Linked DNA regions of Mus musculus: region 2 is linked to region 1. Evidence: chromatin loops called from intact Hi-C (ENCODE). Cell type or tissue: left cerebral cortex. All regions are shown on one strand. Each heading gives the region's core, and the rest is flanking DNA. Links, peaks and the distances in the headings are about the cores only.

Region 1 (8,000 bases), core at 1-8,000:
CTGTCATGTGATGTCATCACACAGTTCAATGTGCTGGCTTCTCCTCCTACGTTACCTGCTCACACTCAATGTTTTCCACAGGGAGGTTAGGATTGTTCTTTCTCAAGTCTATGACTTCCTTCACCTATGTCCAATCTGGGGCTAAGACAATCCTGTGATTTCTTTTTCCTTAAATTTTAGGTAGTTTCAGTATTAGAATCTCCACCTTTGCTTGTCACCATGGAGACCTCTTTGATGAGACTCCCTTCCTCTCATTCATGATAACCTTGATCACATTTATGATTGCTATACCATCATATGCAATTGCTATGCATTGTTATTCCTAGAATACTGCTGAGTCTGCATGTTTCTGGTGAATCTTGCTGTCTTCATTACACATGATTGTAGGCTTAAAATTTTCAAAACCTACTTTAATAAGGGTTCTTAAATGCTTTAGCCTCCTTTCTAGCCCACCACCCACCAGAGGTAGTGGAAAAGAAAGGATATTAGAATACAGGGACCAGTTTTGTTTTGTTTTATTTTGTTTTTGGAGCAAATCCAATCTGCCTTCTCAGGAAATCAACAATTCAGTTCACAGGAATCAGCAACGGCAGCTAAATCAGCTCACAAACACTTCACAAGTACACCAGCAGCCCAGTTCAGTCGTGTTGGGACAGCAAACATGAATTAGCCACAGTGGCATGACCCAAAAGAAAAATCCAGGCCTCTGCTGAATTGGCATGGGTCAGCAGGAGTGACCCGAACCAGCAGGAACATCAGGAGTTCTCTGCTGTGCCTCTCTCAAGAAGGTGAAGATCAGCAAACATGAGAGTAAAGACTTGAGACCAAGAAGCATTGCAAAGCTAGCCATGCAAGCCCCTGTAACTGTTGGTTGAGTTCTATTTATACTCCCTCCAAACATCGCATAGCCTCTCATGGGTCTTGCCTCACTATGTGAATCTGTCTTAGCAAAACTCCACGTGAGTCTGTATCAGTTGACATCACTCTGCAAGCCATCCTAAGTCAGTGGAAGTAGCAAGAAGCCACAGGAACCTTATGAGAAGTTCGTTGATGAGTTTTGCTCTATGAAGTCACAACAAATGGAGCTCAGCAATGCAATGTAATGCAAACTAATACATGTGTGTCATTATCAAGGAATCCTTCATCACTCATCTTTCATGTCCTTGCCTTATCAGAACATTCTTTCACCTGTGTCTATTTCAGAGGAACGTTCCTTTATGTGCCTGCTTTAGCAAAGCACACCATTCAACGCAACTGACTTTCCAAAGAAATCAGAAGTTTCCACTACACATTGCCTCTTTGCACACTTAGTAGTATGCAGTTTTCTCTGTCCTTGGTTTGCTTGTGGAGGCTGTGGGTGTTGTGATCTGAGGGTGATGAATCCATGCCCTAGGAGGCAGCTACCTTCAAGCTGAGCACCTTGAACTTGCAAAAGTTAGGTTTTGTACTTTATTATTGTAGTTCTCTGGATGTGGACTCTAGGATGTTTAAATGTTACTCTACTTTGAGCCCCTATGGAATTTTGGAAGGAATTGAAACCTAAATTATGTCTTCTTCCTTACAGGCAGCAGCTTTTCCTCCTGTTTCTCCCGCTCTCTTCCCATCTCCCCACTTCATGGCTTCCATTAGGTTAACAGCTTTTCTCTGTCTTTCCTTCCCATCTCTGTCTCTCATCTCTCTCCCTGGGTTCCATGAAATAACAGCCCGCCCCTCTCTTTTCCTTCTCCTCCTCCTCCTTCTTCTTTCTCTCTCTCTCTCTCTCTCTCTCTCTCTCTCTCTCTCTCACTGTAACAAAAATCCATGGAAAACATTGTTTTGTGACTTCTTAGTTTGGAAGTGTCCTTTCTAGTTTCTGGACACTGGTATCTGGACCTGGCTAGGATTTCATAAAGATTTCTGATTTGATGGTCATGGAACCAATAGGACTCTGGCGTTTCATGCTGTGGTGTTGTGCATGTGGGAATATGCCTCATATTAAAAGAAAAACAAAAAAACGCAAGGCGTGGTGGCGCAAGCCTTTAATCCCAGCACTTGGGAGGCAGAGGCAAGCGTATTTCTGAGTTCAAGGCCAGCTTGGTCTACAAAGTGAGTTCCAGGACAGCTAGGGCTACACAGAGAAACCCTGTCTCAAAAAGACAAAAACAAAACAAACAAACAAACAAACAAAAAACCCAAAACAAAACAAAAAACAACAAAACCAAACCAAACCCTTCTTCATCCTTATTTCTTTACAGTCAGTGCCTGCAAGTCAGCCAGCGGCCCCTCCTACCCAGTGCCTAGCATGTGCTTGGCTCTCTGTATTCCCAGAAATGTGTTCGGTCTTCTCAGAGTCTCATGAACACTTCACTGTCTCCTTGCCTACACTCTAAAGTTTCTGGTCAGTGTGTTGGCTCTCACCATTACAGGAAGCTGAATAATTACCTCCACCATGTCCACTCCTTGCCCCAAGTCAAAGGCCATCAGCACTCCAGCTCAGAGCCTTTCTCATACAACCAGCCTTGTACTAAGGCCTCCCTCAGCTCAGCCAGGGCGTTTCTTTCTCCAGAACATGTTCTAGCTTCTTCATGCAGTGGGCACTGGGCTGTGGCTCCCACTGTCCCTGCAGCTGCTGACTGTAAATGCACTGCACAGCTGGGGTCCGAGTGAGGCCTGAGCAGGAAAGGCAGTGCACACCAGAGTGGGCTTTACACAAAGTAGGCTGTTTTCTGAGATGGGTAACCATAGGTTTGGGTTCAGGTTGACCTCTCTGAATCTTTAATTCTAGCTTGTTTGTCAGGTTTTGCATTATTTTAGCAGATGAAAAATGTTAGGATTGGACTCTGCCACTCCTATTGATGCCTGCTATCTTTAATTTACTTCACTATGAAAATATTGATAAATATTCGAGGTGTGGCATATTATAAAGCACACACCCTGGCCACAAGCTGATTAGGTTCGAAAGGGTTTTGCTTTGTTTTGTAAGCATGGATGCCTATTGGATCCTTGCCCTGTGCAGCCTCATGCGGATAAGTCACACCTGAACCCATCTGTATACACACCTGCCTCCCATCCTGTTCGTGAGGGTGCTGTCTGCTAACCCATCTGAGTACTTGATCTGAGTATTTAATCACCAAGAACTGCTGTGCCTTCATCCAATGGAAAGGAAGCCACTGAGAATTGTAGGGTCTGTTTGTCATACGTAAGGTGGCTACAACCCAGGCTTTGTCCCATGGATGAGGTGGTATGTGAAGAGAAGTTCTGTAATTGACAATAACCATAATCATTGTATTTAAAACTTGTGAATGGGGCTGAACTTCATAGAGCGTGATGCATCCCTTCCATTGAAGGGACAACCCTGTGTGTTTAACGTTCCTGCCCATTCCACCCCACAACCCCAGTGCTTACTGTGAGCATGGAGACAACTGTATCCCTCCTACATTGTACTAAGTCAACACTAAATATAAAATTTTGTCAGAAAAAAAAAATCTCTCTCCAATTGAAAGTATCCCCTCCCATATCTGCCCAGCTCCTGCTCGCAGTTTTTTCGTGTATAACCTTGGTAGACCATGATTATTCCACTGAGCTTAGGTTTTTCTGAATGCTAAGTCCTTAGGGCTGGGGGATGTCCCTTCTGCTGCTTCCATTGTTAACACATTCTTCAGTGCATATCCGCCAGGGCAGGGCAGGAGTGGTACCCAGGCTGAGCAGGGCTCCCATTAAGATGAGGCTGTGGAGTTGCCTTGGTATTTGGTTCATGTCAGAGCTGCATGAGTGCAAAGCTTCTTAAGTAGGCTCCACTGGGCTTTTGAGTAACTTGCTGAGGTGGAGTTCGGGTACATTGGTGAAGGTGTGAGACTTGAATGGATCCTACACCGGTTGGCCCCGAGATTGTCTAGGTACAAATCTATGCAGATGTGCTGCTTTTCGATACCCATTTGCATACTGATGTGTTTGTTACATTTCCTTCTAATTGGTCATTAGCATATGTCTCCTAAGGACAATTTGGGAGGCCCTGCCAGCCAAACTTGAATTACAGGCTTTTGCTTTCTGTTGATTCTCCTTGTCTGTCTGCCTGAAAATGACAATTTTCTTTGCGATAAGCTGAAAGAGACTAAGCTGAGTCAGAATGAGCTTGCTAATTGCAAATGTGCAGAAACTGTAGCTTGTCTTTGAGGGAGACACAGCACTGGAGGGAGGGAGGTTTGTTTGCCAGGAGCCAGGCCCCTGCTTCCTGACTCTGAGAAGGTTGCTCTAGGGCATGGTCCACTGCAGCTACATCAGTGTGAAGACAAGCCTTCTGGCATCAAGGAAAAACAGCAGAAGTGACACTGTCAGCATGTTCTTTCCCCAGGGCACATCATGAGCTGGCCTGGGACTATGGTCAGTGATTACCAGCCCAAATACAATGCCATCCCAGCATCATGGAGCAGGATTCACATGACACCACAATCCTAGTGTCACTGTTTCTGAGAATCTTTGCTCCTTGTAAGGTCTGTCTGGGAAGACCCTTTCAGGTCTGCGGGAGCTCATTCTGCCAACTTTGTATACTTGATGCTTTGTAGAACTTTTGTCTTGTCCGCTTGAAACAGACTTGTTTGATAAAATTGAGATTTCCTTTCCACACGCTGATCCCTGGTGCTGAGGGGAAAGACTGTGGCATTAAGTGCCGAGTTAACGGAAGCAGCCTAGGATGTTTTCTGCCACAGTGAAGGCAGCATTGTGCTATGTTGTGACAGTTTACCATGGTGGGTGGTGACACAGTGACTTGGTGTTTACACTCAGTGATAGCTGGGTCTGCCATTCAGAAAACTGTTGCTGGAGGGATGTGTTGTGTGGCTGGAACAGATACCTCCTGCATCACCTATTAAGTTGCTCCTTTAAATTAGGAATGTGTCCCCCCCAAATGAGAATGGACACAGAGAACATAGACTTAAGCATTTGGTTCTGTGTCTCCTCCTTTGTTGAAACTGTTGCAGCTCGTGGGGAAGAGGCCTGAGTGGGTGGGGGTTCTGCTCTCAAAGACAGAAGGGTTGGACCAGTATGACCCTGCATGTAAAACCTCAGTCAGGAGCTTCAACCCGCATTTATTGTCCTGCCTGAGTCTAGTTCCTGCTCTCCTCTGCAGGTCCCCTAGGTCTAGCAGAAGAGTAGCTACCCAGCTGTGAGTCTTTAGCATTAAGCTACCCTTGAGTGTTTTCCCGAAAATTTCCCCAAGCCTATAAAATCATGCCCACATTAATAAACTTTGTTCCAGCATGCAAGTACTTCTGAACTTCCTCCCGCCTGCTATGGGTGCTTCCGTTTGTCCTTCCAGTCATTACCCTAAAACTCTTTACACTACTTCCAAACTCTTTACAGTGTTCTAGGGCTTATCATTTCACCAGCCAACATGGTACACAAACACACACACACACATGCATGCATGCACATGGGCACAAGCACATACACACACTCACACAATATTTACACACATGCACGCATGCACATGGTCACACACATATACACACATATACACACAGGCACAAACACACACTTATACACACGACATTTATACATACATGCACATGCACAGGCATACACACACACACACACACCACACACACAGGCATATGCACAGTATTCAGGCAACCCAGGGAACAGATGAATTAATCATCAGCATCTACTTTTCCTGTTTTAATCATGGAGGCTATGTTAATTTTTAAAAGCCTCTCACTAAGACACTTCGCCAAGTAGCAGGTGGTTGAGAACTGCGTTTTCATTGCCGTGTCAGGCAGAGGATGCTCTTCTCTCCAGCTATCCTACCATGTGCTAAGTGTTCCTCTGCAGTTACCACAGATAATTATTCTTTTCAGATCATATTTAGATGATTAGAACTTTTAGGGTAATTAACTTTATATATCAGGATGAAAGCCTTTATAAACTTAAGGCGATAGGATTGATGTTATTAACAGTAACAATCACTACTAGCCATAGACTCATTATAGTTTGTATGCATAAAACTAATCCCCGCTGTAAAAATATTAGAAGTGATCATCAATGCAGTTTAACATCCCCAAAGGCAAAGCCTCTGCATGATGTCAGCAGTAGAAACGTTGACCAGGCACTTATTATAAAGCACAGTAACAGAGCTCTGGGATTTCGAGGCTCAAGACCTTAGTTTTGCCATAGGAGCCTACAGTCAAAGAAGAGAACAGACTCCCAAAAATTGTTCTCTGGCCTCTACTTGCATAGAGGCCATATGAGAATCCTCCCATAATAATAAATAAATAAAATTTAAATAAAAAACCCTGATAGTTCTTTATACGAACCAGGATCTAAATAGACATCTCAGAAAAGAAGATACCAAAATCACCAAAACTGAAAAATAGCCATGTGTCTGCAGTGAACAGGGAAGTTTACGTTTGCTCAAACACATCTGTATCACTACTAAAAAGAATCTGCGTTTACCGGTGTGAGTAAAGATGCAGACTGTGCTTATTGTGCTGGGTAACCACTTGAAAATAAAGAGGTGCTCTGAAAAACTACAAAGCAAACCTCATGCCCTGGATGAACCCCACAGCTGAAGACAAAGCCGCATTCTATGCCAGGTCTTAAGATGAACACAGAGCCCAGAGCCTGCCTTGATTTTCCCATGCCAAACATCACAACGGATCCCATTAGTGAACAGTTGACATTTGATGATAAAAATAAGACAGTAAAACCTGGAAAGTCAGAGCAGATGCCAAGCTGGCTCCACTCTATGACTCCAGCTCTGTAAGTGTGGATTCCTCAGCCTTCCTCTTAGCATCACCTACCACCCTGACCATTTGCCATCTCTCCACTGCAGCGGTATGGAGCAGTCCACAGCCCAGCCCACTATCGGTTTGCTTCATTTTGTTATGTCTTTAGGTGGTGTACCTTGTACCTAAATAATGTCCCAGGCCATCCTGCTGGTGTGCTGGACTTTGGGTAAATGGAATTGCAGATACAAACAGACTCTCCTTATATTTTCATAGGGAACACAAGCTAGATGAGGCAGCCTTAGCATACTTTTCCTTTCCTGTGCTTTTTTTCTTTTAATACATATATGTGTGTGGCCCCACATTTGTTTGCAAGTGTATGAACATGTGTGTGCCTGTGCATGCTAGGGCAAAAAATTGACACTGGGTGACTTCCTCTATCTACGCCATCTTTGTAGAATATGGCTGAGTCTCTCTGAAGACCTGGAGCTTTCCAGTTCCCTTAAACTATGTAGGCATTGCTCTGTGAACCTGTGTCTCTCCGCCTTTAGCTCTAGGATTGCAGGCAGTCCTCCAGGCCCTCTGGGTGCATGTATTAGTGGGAAGGTCAGACCTCCCAGCCTCACGTTTACACAACAGGAACTTTACCCCTGAGCCATCAGCACCTACCTAGCTCAATATTGCTTTTTTATTATTTATTTTTATTCCTGTGTAGATATATGTCTATGTGTTTATGCCATGTTTATGAGAGTGCTTGTAGAGGCTGGAAGACAGGAGGCAAAAAAAAAAAAAAAAAAAAAAAAAAAAGGAGGCATCTCTAACCATGTGTAAAAGTGCCATGCTTGGCATACATGCAGTCATGCAGTCATGGACATTGCATCAGAATACAGGGCTAAAAGATGATGAATAATAAAAAACTTTCATTGGTATAAGTGTAGGAGATGATGGCCATAGCAATGCCCCCCCCCCATACACAGAGAGAGAGAGAGACAAACAGACAGACAGACAGATAGACAGAGGAGGGAATGGGGAAAGACAAAATGAATGAGAGTGCTGGACAGTACTGGCAGTGATAGATGCTGGGTAGTACTGGTTAGTGCTGGTTACTATGTGATGGTGGTGCTGAGTGCTAGGTAGCAAATGATGCATTTGCTATTATTTGCTGTTCCAGATTTTGATGAGGTGGTTGGTTCTCTTATTGTTATTCTTCTCAGCAAAGACTCCAGGACTGAGTTTCAGAATGCAGATGAAATGGCTGACTTTTTCCCCTGGCTGTGATGTTGCTGTCACCTAGTAACTACA
Region 2 (13,245 bases), core at 3,086-11,085, 1.0 Mb before region 1:
GGATCACGGTATCCCCTTAGTTGCTACTCGAGTAGGTGCACATTAATGAACCCACCAAGTTGATGTCCCTATAAAGAAGCTCTGTCTATCTTGCTTATATGTGGCTTAGTTTCCTGTCTGCTATTCCCACGGGGCCTGTCTGCTATTCCCATGGCAAGATACACTGACAACCAGTTTGGGTCCATCTTTGTTTTCTCATTACTCATTATTCAAAGTGTGAAAGTTGGTTGTCCCCATCCCAAGTCTATGCCATGAAGCATCTGCAACTTTACCCTATATTAGTCAAAGTCTCCCAAATATTTCTGTAGTGTCACATTTTTCTCTGAAAGATTTTACAGTTTCCAATAGGCCTCATGCCTCAGACTGAGATGGAAGACTGGAGTTCCCACCTTGACTCTTCTCCTCACATTTGCATGGTCACACATTGATTTGAGGTTGATCTGCTGATGTCTACTCTAGTGACATCATCCAGGATGCCATGAAAACCTGCAGGACAACTGAAGGAATCACTGCCAGTCCGATGGACGACCTGTTTATGCAGTAGCCCGAGATTCTGGTGCCAATGAGCTTCACTCCCTCTTCAGGTGTAAGTAGGGGACCCTCCCCCAAGTCTCTTCATATCTACTGAATTCTTCTCCTTGGGGATATCATTTGGTTGTACCCTGCTCTCTTTCCTGTGTTTATCTCTGCTCCACTTTATCAGGCTGCTGGTCATATTAGATTAGGGGCTCACTCCACCCTACCATTAGCATGCCTTGAGCATCTTCCCAGGCTGAGGATGAAGTAGGCAGATGCTGCAGGTGGTGGGAGTGGGGAGCAGGAGCTGGAGCTCTGCCTTCCCATTCATAGCCTCTGGATCCAGCCTGGGTGTTGGGCAACCCATGAGGTCTTCAGTTGGCTGCCTGCTGGTCCTTTTCCTAAATCTTTCTGGTGATGCTCTCCCACACTCTTATATTTACTTACTATTTATTTACTTATTTAAAAATATTTTATTTACTTATGTATTTGTATATATGTATAGCTACGTGAGTTTATGTGTACCATTTGTGTATAAGTGCCCATAAAGGCCAGAGGGTATTTAGTCCCTAAAACTGGAGTTACAGGTAGTTGTGAACCACCCCATGTGGGTGCTGGAAATCTTACCTGCGTCCTCGACAAGAGCAGCAAGAACTCTTAGCCACTGAGCCATCTCTTTAACCATTCTTTTTATTATTAATGAAAAATTTCCTTACCTCACTGACAGGTTATAGAAAGGTCTCATTATATTTTATTTTTATTTGTGTGTGTGTGTGTGTGTGTGTGCACATGAATATGCGTCCATGGAAGAGGTTCCAAAAGAGGGGGCCATGTCTCCTGGAGCTGTAGTGATGGGTGGTACATAATGTATGAATGTCACATGGAACTGTGGATGGGAGCTTTTATGCAAGAGCCAGGTGGAGCCATGCAATCTCCATTGGCTGGCATACCTTTATGGAGGAGGAGAAATCAAAGGGAACTTCGTAACTTGGGACAAAGCTAAGTAGATGGACATGCGTGGTCACTCACAGGCTGTGGCTGTCTGCAGGGGGACCTGTGCATGCATTAGGACCAGCAGAGGGTTGAGACAGGCATTTAGGCAAGGAAGCAAGGAAAGGATGGGGGAAGAGGGTGATTCATGTTTAAAACGGCACTCTCCGGAAAGTCTAATTAGTGGTGGCACTAGGCCCCATGATTTTTCTTTTTTGTACTTGTAATGAAACCAATTAACTCTTTACACTGTGGTGGACAGAGGCTATGAACAGGAGGAAGCTTATTTAATGTAGCAGTTACCTTTTGACTTTTACTGGAAAATCAATTTATTTCAGTGATATCCATTAGTGCTCATTGGATATTGACTTTGTCCTTTTTTGGGTTAATTCTCTTCCATCTCAGCTTGTGGAGGAGACTTCTGACTCAAAATGAAGGCATCCCAGACAGTGGCAATAATCTGACGCTCTATGGATGTCTCCTCAGTTCTCAGTCATGGAATACACCAAGACCTCTGCAGTCTGTGATGGAGCACAGCTTTGTGCATGACATATTCTGTTGAGACTCTCAGAGTTCCACAGGGCTCCTACCTGGTGAGGCGCTGGCTGTGGTGTGGTGCTGGTCCACAGCTGGCTCAGGAGATGAGGCAATCCTGTCCAAACAGAAGCAGGGCTTCAGAGCATCTGTGATGGCTGGCTGCGCTCCACGTGGGCTGGACTGTGTCGTGAGGTTTCTTGGGCAAACATAATGGATGGCGATTTGAATGAAAATGTCCCTGTAGCCTCGTGTATTTGTTGCCGTTGGTGGAACTGTCTGTGGAGATTTGGGAAGTGTGCCTCTGGAGGCTTTGAGTTTTCAGTTCCCCCTCTCTCTTCTGGGCTGCAGTTCATGATATGAGCTCTCAGCTGCCTTTTCCTGCCACCACATCTGCCTCTTGTCTCTATGACTCTGTCCCTCCATTATGGACCCTTATACTGCTGGGATCCTCAGCCAAAATAAACTTTCTCTGCCTTAAGTTGCCCTGGTCAAGGTGTTTTATCCCAGCAACAGAAAAGCACTAGCAACACAGGTGCTCTGCATGTCGCTGCTGGGAAGGTTTTGTGCCTCTGATCAGAAGGCCTTTAGCACAGGAGACCACCCTCCCCTGCACCGGTGGGTCGTGTCTAATCAGCAGCAAGGCCTGTTTCCTGGGAGGAGGGGCTTCTGCCTGAGTCACAGGAGTCCCCAGCCTTGGTTCTGCCTACAAGCTTCTAGCTCGCCCATCCTCAAATCCCATGAACCAGTTCCTTCCAAGCCCCCTGGCTTTCTGTTTCTCCACAGATAGACCCTTTGGCTCTGTTCTCTGGAGGACTCTGCCTGGCAGAGCAACTCCCCCAGGCCAGGCAGATTCTTGGGGGCCCCTGTCGTTCTCTTTCCTTCTGGGCACAGACTCAGCTGCAGAACGACCTGGAAAAGGCTGGGATTGCTTAGCGCAGGCTCTTGAGAGAAAACCTGTGTGCTCTGCTAGTTCTGGGGAGGCTCTTTGTGGATGCTGGTTAATGAAGCAGATTGTTTTTTGCCTCTTAAGTATCCTCTAATTAATTTTGCAATGAACACTTGCGGCCTCCTGATGCTGAAGAGCTGTGTGGAGCGTTTTGGAGCTAATGAGAGATGGATGCAAAGCAGCAAAGGTCCATGCTGAGCCCCTGAGGTCTGGGCTTCCTTTTCCTGTACACGTCACCTCCCGAGCAGCAGCCCTTGCATTGCCTTCTTTTGCCTCTCGGCACCTAGCCCTTCACTCTCCATTTCTCTCACCGGAGCAGGCAGAACAACCATACACATAAAATATTTTTTTTTCTTAAAAAAACAGAGTAAATGTAAAAAAAATAATCCAGGCTCCCTGACTGTGGTTGGCTGCCTCCTGTTTTCAGATTCTTAGCCCTGCATGAACAATAGATTCCTTCAGAGGTTAGCGCCCGACTGTGGCACTCTGAGTCACAGAGAGTGACGGAATGGGACCCCTCTCCAATGCTGACCCACTCACCCGAACCTGCAATGGCCTGTGAGGTTTATGAGCACCGTGGGTTTGTCCTGAGGGCGGCCACTTGGGTTTCTTTTTGGTGAGCATCCACCCCTCCCACATCCTGGAATCACGTGTCTAGAGCAGGGCTTATCTGCCTTTTTCTCTGAATTATCCAGCTGTTCTAACTTCACCTTTGTGAGCTCCTTAAGCTCTCTTTGGAACAAGAGTCTGTTTTGTTTTGTTTGTTTGTTTTTGTTTTGTTTTTACGTTGACTCTTTTTTTGAAAAGATTTTTGTTTTATGTTTATGGTTGTTTTGCCTGCCTATGTGTATGTGCATCAAATGGATGCAGTGCCCATGGCAACCAGGAGAGGGCGCTGGATTTCCTGGAGACGGAGTTACAGATGGTTGAGAGCTATCATTAGGGGGCCCTGCAAGAGCAGTAAGCACTCTTAACCCCTGAGCCATCTCTCCAGCCCTGTACTGTGTCTTCTGAGTTGGCTCACAAAGGAGTACCTTTTCATTTGCAGGAACATCTGGGATGTTCAACTCCCTTTGTGAAAGACATGCACATATTATAGTGACAGTGGCCCCTGAACAGATAAAAGAACCAAGTTTTAACTGGGAATACAGAAAAGAAAGGAGTCTCTGGCACTGATCGGATCAGTTGCATTTGCTGTGTATGCATGTGTGTATATACCATCGTGTGCATGATAACATGTGGGTGTCTATGTACATGCTTTGTGTGTGACAGCCTGTGGCTATGCATGTGCATGATAGTGTATGTTTATGTCAGCATGTGTATGTGTGTATACATGACACTTTATTTGAGCACACTTGCCTCTGTTCTGAAAGGAAATGCTTAGCTGATAGGTGTGTCCAGGTGTGGTTGGCAGGGTGTTTATGTGTTGTATGAAGGTGCATCATGACAATGTGTATATGCCAGCATGTTCAGTGTGAGTGACAGCATGTGAACTTGTATAAGTGGCAGTGCATGTGCGGCAGTGTGGGAATATTTATATGACAGTGTACACATGCCAGCATCTATGCATGTGCGCATGTGTGTGTGTGTGTGTATATGCACGCACGCGTGCGCTCACTCAGCAGTGTGGATGTACATCTGTAGGTGGTGCTGGGGTATGACTGAAATGAGAGTGACATTAATAAATGAGGAGGGGCTTTAAATTAACAGTAGCCCAAGATTGGAGATTAATTTTTAAAATGTTTCCTAACAAGAAAAATGAAGCAAATAAATTGTGACAATTGAGAAGTAATGAAGACCTTGGAGAGATGGCTCCGTGCCAGAGGCGGATAAGGGAATTCTCGATAGCTCTGCACAAATGCAAATTGGCGGGCTGGGAAACATGCATCTTCAAGCATTAAGGAATTGGCATGCTCTCCTTTTGAACCCAAGCAGTCATCTCTGAAATGTCTTCAAGGACGTGCCAAGAAAGGCAATGGAGCTGAGGAGCAACGATTGTGCCAGGCTCCTACCCAGACCTTGCAACACAACCCAATCCACATTCAGTCTCATCACCTGCCCTGACAGGTGTCAAGGTCTATGTCTACTGCTGCCCCTAGGACACAGCAACCTGTGGACAGTGACTGGTGACCACGGCGGCACTTGAGTTGGGCTGCTGGCAATGTGGGAGTGAGGAAAGGACGGAGGGGCCTGGAAAGGGTTTTTTTCTTTCTTTCTTTCTTTCTTTCTTTCTTTCTTTCTTTCTTTCTTTCTTTCTTTCTTTCTTTCTTTCTTTCTTTCTTTCTTTCTCTCTCTCTCTCTCTCTCTCTCTCTCTCTCTCTCTCTCTCTCTCTCTCCCTTCCTTCCTTCCTTCCTTCCTTCCTTCCTCTCTCTCTCTCTCTCTCTCTTTTTTCTTTCTTGTATTTGGAAAGGGTAGTGGTCTAAAGTGAGGTGAATTCTCCACAGCAGGATGGCTGGGACTACACTGCTGGCTCTGGGAGTGTTTGCAAAGCCCCATGGCATGCTCCCCTTCTGACTGTTGTTTCCAGCAAGCCACTTGAACTTGGTTTCCCAAGTGCCCAGATGCTGTAGGGACAGGCACAGGTCCTCGTGCAGTGTCAGGCCCTGGAGTGCTAGCAGCAGCTGCTCAGCCTGGTTCCCTCTCCAACCTGCCTGCAGTCCTGGCTCATCACTCCAGGTTTCACTGCCTGTCTCTCTTAATACAATAAACATCCAATGCTTGCTTTTGTCTTGTATTTTAGTTTGGGAAATCTAATGACAGTTGTAGATGCAATTACAAGAAGTCATGTACAATCAGGAATCCTCTCAATATGTACTTCATAGAGGAGGCAACTGATAGAAAATTCAGCGACTTAGACAGGGGAACTATGCAGTTTGTAGGGACAAAGGCTGTGTGCTTAAGCACAGGGTAGAGCGTCACATGCCCAAGGACTTAATGAATGCATGATGCATTCAGAGACTTGAACAAGTCAAAAATTTTGTCACTCGACTCCTTCAGTCTCACAGACTTTCTCTCTGGGAGTGTATAAGAATGGGGTGCTCCAGGGTCAGGGTGCTCCAGGCTGAGGGTGCTCCAGGCTGAGGGTGCTCCAGGATCAGGGTGCTCCAGGCCATAAATGTTAATTTGTATTTATGGTTTAACTTTAAGCCAAAAGGACTCTGTGAATTGGGTTATGAGGATTCTGGGTGGGGCAGGTGAATGGGAGTCAGGGTGCGGAGCTGGTCCTCTGCTGGTGCCTGCTCATAATGTTTTCTCAGCTTAGTAGGGTGGGAAAGTCACAGGTTAGGTGTGCTCTCTGACCTAGGTTGAAGTTTCCAGGTTGGCAATCCCAGAGGTGGACACCAGAGGGTGCCTGGCACCGCAGCCTGCCCAGGCTGGCTGTGTCCTTGGCAGGCAGGGTGTTTAGTGATCTGAAAGTGCTGAATCCACCTCCCAGAAGTCAATTTTGAGCTGAAATCTTAAGGGAAAAAATACTTACACAGCTTCTTGAAGGTTATTTTAGAATCTCACGTATGGAATAGTGATGAATGAAGGGGCTTTTGGCTACAGAAATTATTCTAAGATTACCTTTGTAAACTAGCATCCCCAGAAAAAAAAAAAAAGCCTTCCCCACCTCCCATACCAGTTCCTGGAAGATTCTACAAGTGTGCTTGACTCAGTAGAACTTTGTGACTGTGGAGCTGGAAGGTTGCACATCAAGAGCCAAGTTATCTTGGGCTATCTTTCGTTTCTTTAATGGCTGGTGACTGACTTACGTCCTATTTGTCTGACTTATATCCCTTCAAATATCAGGTAAATTTGGTGTGTGTATGTGTGTGTGTGTGTGTGTGTGTGTGTGTGTGTATTTGTAGCAGGCCACAGCTTCCACCAACTACAAAGCTAAGATAGTCATTGATAATGTCAGAAACCTACAGTGGAATATCCCCCACTTTGCTGTCATCCTCCTCCTGACGCCTCCACCAGACACATGTGGCATGACTAGATACATGGCTTTTTACACTGTTACTATCAGGAATCATGAAACTCCTTCACTGCTGAGGCATGCTTTCACAGGATCTGAATCTGTGTCACTCATATTTACCTCAGAATAAACTGTCTCTTTCTTACCTTCCTGGTAAGATCTGTGGTTTTCATCAACTTCAGGGGATTATGCCCATAGAACCTCTACTTCTGTAGAATCAGGGGCTCAGAGCCAAGGGCAGCCTGTGCACAGTGGCACCATACCCATCTGAAGGTGACCCTTGCTAACTAAGGGGAGTCTCCAGGGCTGGGCTGTTCAACAGTAAATCACTCCATCGGCCTCTTGAATCTGCTGTGGACCAGCAACCTAATTCACCAGCACAGTCCATGCAGAAGCCGGCTCACTGGGCAGTGCTTGCCAGTGCACTGGGAGCGGTGAGAGCCACTCTTGGCCTTGTCTTTTGGACCTTGTGGATCCACCCAACCTCCTGTGGACCTCATTGTGGTCAGCATTTTGGAAGACCCAAACTGCCTAATGTCCAGAGCCTTTGCTATATCCCCACCACACCTCAAGGTAAAATTCCACCACATCGCAGTCCCTGTCCCAGCACACATGCCCAGCAGTCAACAATCACAGGGCCATGGTGTTAGGTAGCAGTTTCCTCTGAGATGAAAATGTTCCATTCTGCTGGATCCTCCTAGCTCCCTGGGATACCTCAACCTGAGTGGGCTATCCAGGATGTGTCAGGGGCCTGGGGAAAGTCAGGGCAGGGCTGTGGGGCTTGGTCTCAGTCTCTGAGAACTTCAGCCCCAGCTGAAGCAGGGTGTATCTACCCTGGAGACTGCCCTTAGCTATCAAGGGCTTCCAGCTCAGTCACTCTGAGGCAGGAAAACCTAGGGATAGCGTAAAACCTAGGACCCTACTTGGCATGCATAGCTCCAATTAACGTACTTAACAATCTGAGGCCCAGAAACCCACTCTCTGCAAGGAAAGGTAATTAAGTCATTCTGACATATAGTTTCCTAGCAACTCTTAGTAACTGTGTGTGTGTGTGTTTGTGTGTGTGTGTGTGTTTGTGTGTTTGTGTGTGTATGTGTGTGTTCAAACACATCCTGATACACCCTGAAATTAGGAATAGTGAGTCAATCAAACCTAGACTGGTTTTGGGTACATTATCAGTAAGGTAAACTGTGTCTTCAAAATCAATGTTTAGGGGCAAACTCCTATTTACTACCTTATGCTTATAATTGGACATGCATATGGTTAAAGTCAGATGCATCATGGGAAAGGGTATGTGCAATAAACAGAGTTTACAGAAACCAAGCCTGACAAAGCAGAAGCTCACAACAATTTTGCTCTCAAAATCTAACTCATTCTCTTAGGCCTTCAAAAAGAAGCCCCAGGCTGTGACTAAGGCCTCTGGAGCACCCCAGCAGTCACAGTCACAGTCATAGCCACAGTCACAGTCACATTCAGTCACAGCCACAGCCACAGCCACAGCCACAGCCACAGCCACAGCCACAGCCACAGCCACAGCCACAGTCACAGCCACAGCCACAGTCACATCAGTCACAGACACTGACATAGTCACAGCCACAGTTACAGTCAGTCACAGCCAGAGCCAGTCACAGCCACAGCTTGGTTTGTCCTGGATTTCTGACATTGCCTTTGCGTTGCCGTGTTTAGACGATTCTAGATGCTTTGAGCAACAGTGGTGGATAGCACCAACTGTACTGTTCACCACCACCTGGCTAGTCCTGTGCCATCTTCCACCTTTCCTCAGGGGTTCACTCAGCATCTTGTTAAGCATGGTGGGAGCACTGGGCCTGCTCTGCAGGATTTTGTGCTCTTTTGGGGGAGCTAGCATACACAGAAGCTGCTGGAGGAGCTAGCCTGCTCTTCTCTTTTGCTGTCTGTCCACTTCATTCCTGAAGAGGACAAGGCAAGAACCTGGTGGCAGACAAGAGAATCCATAGTATACACAGATTTCTTTCTGCAATAGGAGTGCAAAGATGGCTTTCTAATATAGAGTGAGGGTGTCTTGTCTGTCCTTCCTGTCACCCATCAGGACCCCTCTCCCATTGTGACTTCTCCATCATGCTTCCTCCTCTGATCCTGCCCCTCCTCCCATCAATCATGCCCCTCCTCCCATCATGCCCCATATCATGCCCTTCCTCCCATCATGCCCCACATCATGCCCTTCCTCCCTTCATGCCCCACATCATGCCCTTCCTCCCATCATGCCCCACATCATGCCCTTCCTCCCATCATGCCCCACATCATGCCCTTCCTCCCATCATGCCCCATATCATGCCCTTCCTCCCATCATGCCCCACATCACACCACTCCTCCCACTTTACCTTCTCCTCCCACCTTGTCCCCAATCTGTAGGGTTACTGAGACAGAGCTGCTTGAAGCCAAGTGTCCCTTCAGATAGGAAAGCATAAAATCCACTTGATCTTATGAGATGGTTAAATCTAAATTCCAAGAGTGTGGTCCTGAGGCTGGCCACCATCATAGTTTCAGCGTTGTTTTGGCACACATCTAGAGCCCTTTGGGAAGAGGAGCCTTGAGCTCTAGCCTCCATCAGTTTGGTCTATGGCAAGTCTGCAAGGCTTTTTTTTTTTGTTTTTTGTTGCTAACTGATGTAGGAAGTCCTACCCCAGGTGTGGGTGCATCTCCTGGCAGTATCCAGGTGAAAAGAGCGAAGCAAGGGTGCTCGTCCTGAGCAAAGCAAGGGTGCTCGTCCTTCAGTGGGTCCCTCCTTGTAGAGAGTTGATTTGTCTATGGTTGCTGATTCTGTCAATGAGTTACTCCACCATTGGCTAATCAGTTCTAACCAGAAGAATTGCTAACCAGAAACTTCCCAGGTTTTTAGTGCCACATTAGGACTACTGAGGTATCAAACTGGATTGTTAACCTCCCAGGTGAGAGGCAGCCACCTTGGGATGACTCCAGCTGCAGAGGCCCTGCTGTCAAGGACCAGCCACTCCCAGGATCAAGGACCAGCCACTCCCAGGAGCATATATATATGCTGGCTCTGGCTCTGGCTCTGGCTCTGGCTCTGTTCCTCTAGGGAACCCTAATTCAGCCCAGCAGATATCTGGTGGTGAGGGTCTGGTGTTTTCCTGAGACATCAGTGTGAAACAGGAAACTGTGTGGTTTTAGGAAGGCATTTGGAGTTTGAGAAACATCTGACAGGTTTTTTGCTAGGTTTTTTTTTTTTTTTTTTTTGAGACAGGTTCTCTGTGTAGCCCTGGCACATCTAGCAACTTTATTTGGAGTTAACTCACCTTCCCAGACATTTCAGTTTAGAGCTACAAGACAGTACTTAGGTTTCAAGTTGCTTTCTCAATGACTTATTTAGAATGGAGTTCATAGGAAGTAGCCGTGTCCACCTGGAATGGACCCGGGTCACATGTGAACAAACCCAGCTGTTTCCTAGCTTTTCCCTGTGCCTCATGCCACTGCCACATGTTCTACTGTCTGGGCTCTGCTGCTCCAGCTGCCCCAGTCTTTAGTGCCCCGTGATCTCCAGTGTTCTATTTCTGGTGTTCAGGACTGTGGTTCTCCAATGCACCATCAAAAACGCTCACAAGACCTGAGTTGCTACCCAGAGCTTGGCTCACAAATGTGAGAGTGCCACAGCTTCTAGAGGTTTGTTGTTGTTGTCAGAAAGCTCTGGAGAGCTTCCAAGAACAAACAGTCTCCCAGCCCAAGGGGCCTCCGTGTGTAGTGTCTGCTGTGTTCACTGGGTTAAAAGCTCTGTTCCCCTGGGCATCATCTCCCTGAGCCTGCTCAGAAGGCAGTCTCTGAGACTCCTCAACTCTATCTTACACAGTGTCTTTTCTGGGCTCCCTGTTTGTTATTTGTTCATTGATTTGTTCTAGGATCAAACCTGGCGCCTCTCTGCTACTAAGCTGCCAGTCCTGATAAGGTGTCTTTAAGTTGTCCCAGCTGGCTTTGAACTTGCTCTGTAGCCCAGGAAGGCCTGGAACTTGTGATATTCCTGCTTCAGCTTTCTGAGTAGCTGGCATGACAGGGTTGCACTACTAGCCTCAGTTTGCTACCCATTTGTGTTTCTAAAGATGGCTACCAAGTTTCCCAGGTCTTCCACACTCTATTCACTGCCATTAGGAACAATAGAAAGATGGGGACAAGGAAGGGATGTCCTGTGGACCTAAAAGTGGGGTGACAGGTGTGCAGGAAATGCTGGGGCTCATTTTGGCTATGTGTCTGGACTCACAGAGTGTGAAGGTCCCGGGGACTTGGGGCAGTTGAGGGACAGTGGAGGAGTAGAAGGTGGTGAGCACAGTAACATGCCCAGCTCAGGGGTAGTAAGATGGAATGTGTGGGCGTAGTGAAGGGGCTGGGAGGATGTGATGGAGCTCGTGGTGGTCATGGTGTGGGAAGAAGATTTCTCCAGGTTGATCCTTGAGGAATCTGTAGATTCAGCTTGCTGTGTGGCTTGCTGGCTCCTTAGAACAGACCTTTGGGATATGGTTTAGGTACTGGTATATCTTAGGAGATGGCGTCTGAGAGGTGTAGACCACTGCTCCTAAAACAAGGTCCACACATAAGGATGATTTGGGTTGTAATAGAAGAGTCTCTGTGCCAACAGGAAGGACATGACAAGTGTCAAGGGTTCAGGTTGAGCTGGGTCATCAGACCTTCCATATTGGCCAGGTGCTGGCTGTGCCTCTGATTTTGGCCTGTTCACTGCACCACCTCCCTCTTCTGCCTCTTCCTCACGGCTGCTCAGCACCCATTCTTCTCTCATTAGAGGGTAGTTAGCCAACCAGACACCTGACAGTCCCTGACCCCCTGAGGCCATTGTAACTGGAGAACAGGTGTCTTTTGTAGGTCAGCACTGCCTCTGAGCTTTGGTTATTCTTCACATCCCGTGCTCTGCCAACAACTAGATGCTCTTTTGATAGCTGCATTGCCCACATCTGTAGAGTGGCAGCCAGTGTGGGAACCACAAGACAGGTCTCCCCTGCAGGTCAGCAGCGGGACTGACTGGCAAAGTAGGAAGTTTTGCTTTCACATGAGAGATGTGTTCCTGGACAACTGTGTGTCAGGCCTTCCTGTGAAAAGTAACACAGACAAGGCCTGATTAGACACATCTATCAGCCATCAATAATGTCCATTATAGTCAGCTATAATGTCCATTAAAACAACAATGAAAATATATAACCCATTGTGTGAGAGCTGAGTGTTTTGCAGAGAGCCCGAGACAGACTCCCAACTTCACCTTCTCTGTGCATTACTGTCTCCCCCTTTCAGATAGGCACAGAATTTGAGAGTGCCTTGGAGTGAAGTGAGTTCATGTGTTAACAGGATGCAGCTCATTGCAAATGCTTAGTGACCACTTACACTGAGGTGAGGAAATACATGTGCAGTCTCCCAAGGAGAATGGATCTACAAAGAGCGTGCTAAAGATGGTGAGGACTCATGGTGATGAAAGAAAAAGGGCACAGGGAAAAGAGGAATAGAAGCAGAGGAGGGGAGCATCATCAAGATGCCAGGATGGCACTATGTGACAACAGGACATCATGATGACATCATCAGAATATGATGACCCCTTGGACATCATGATATCCCTGTAACGACATTATCAAGCCACAAGAATGGCTTCAAGATGATACCATAGGGCATCATGATGATCTCATGATGACATCACTCAGCAGTGGTGCTGGGGAAGGAGATGCTACTCTTTAAACTGCAAGTCAATAAAGGCTGGCGAGGCCTCTGTTCATGAAGCTCTTGTGCCATCTCAGATGAGCAGTGCTTTCTTGCTCTCTCTGCTTCCCCTTCCTACTCCCATCTCTGTGTCATCAAACTGGAAGTGAAACATCCAGATTTCAGAGGCACCTTGGTACCACATGACAAGAAGCCAGTAACTCTCTATAGGGCAGGCAAAGGCCCCATAGAGCCCAGATATCAAAGGAGTGAGAGAGATTGTTTTACTGGTGGGTGGGGCCAGTGGAAGAGTTTCTGTGTGGCTGAGCATCTAGACTATTGTACAGTGATGTGGTCAGGCACATGGTCAGGTTTTAGGGTGTTCCAAAGCTTAAATGAAGACTGACTGCTAAAAGGAGGTCCTAAGCCTTCAGGGGAAGATGTGGGTGCTGGTCTAATATGGGAGGCACAGGCTGTCCCAGCTTGGGGTTTCACATGGCCTTCTGAAATAAACACCAAAACCTCACTTGTTATGTTGACAGCAAGGCAGTCTAGACTCAGAAATGTTTTATAAATTTGAATCTATTCAGTTTTTATAAGGGTAACTGTATT

Evidence for each region. Peaks named below come from ENCODE experiments on the same cell type or tissue, not always from the same donor. Only the 100,000 strongest peaks of a DNase experiment are listed, where the experiment ranks them.
Region 2: it touches region 1 in a loop (3-fold over the local background); 4 of 42 quality-filtered maps call a loop at or near these places.

Annotation. Positions count from the first base shown.
Region 1 is chr5:26,883,568-26,891,567 of GRCm38, forward strand. It overlaps a transcript of Dpp6 not described here. Among named protein-coding and RNA genes, the nearest start is that of Dpp6, 160 kb to the right of the region's middle. In left cerebral cortex, for the core only: no CTCF peak of the experiment used is centred there; a DNase peak (open chromatin) is centred at 4,082.
Region 2 is chr5:25,866,955-25,880,199 of GRCm38, forward strand. No RefSeq gene overlaps it. Among named protein-coding and RNA genes, the nearest start is that of Gm21663, 69 kb to the right of the region's middle. In left cerebral cortex, for the core only: CTCF peaks have their summits at 3,883 (motif pointing right) and 6,336 (motif pointing right); a DNase peak (open chromatin) is centred at 6,338.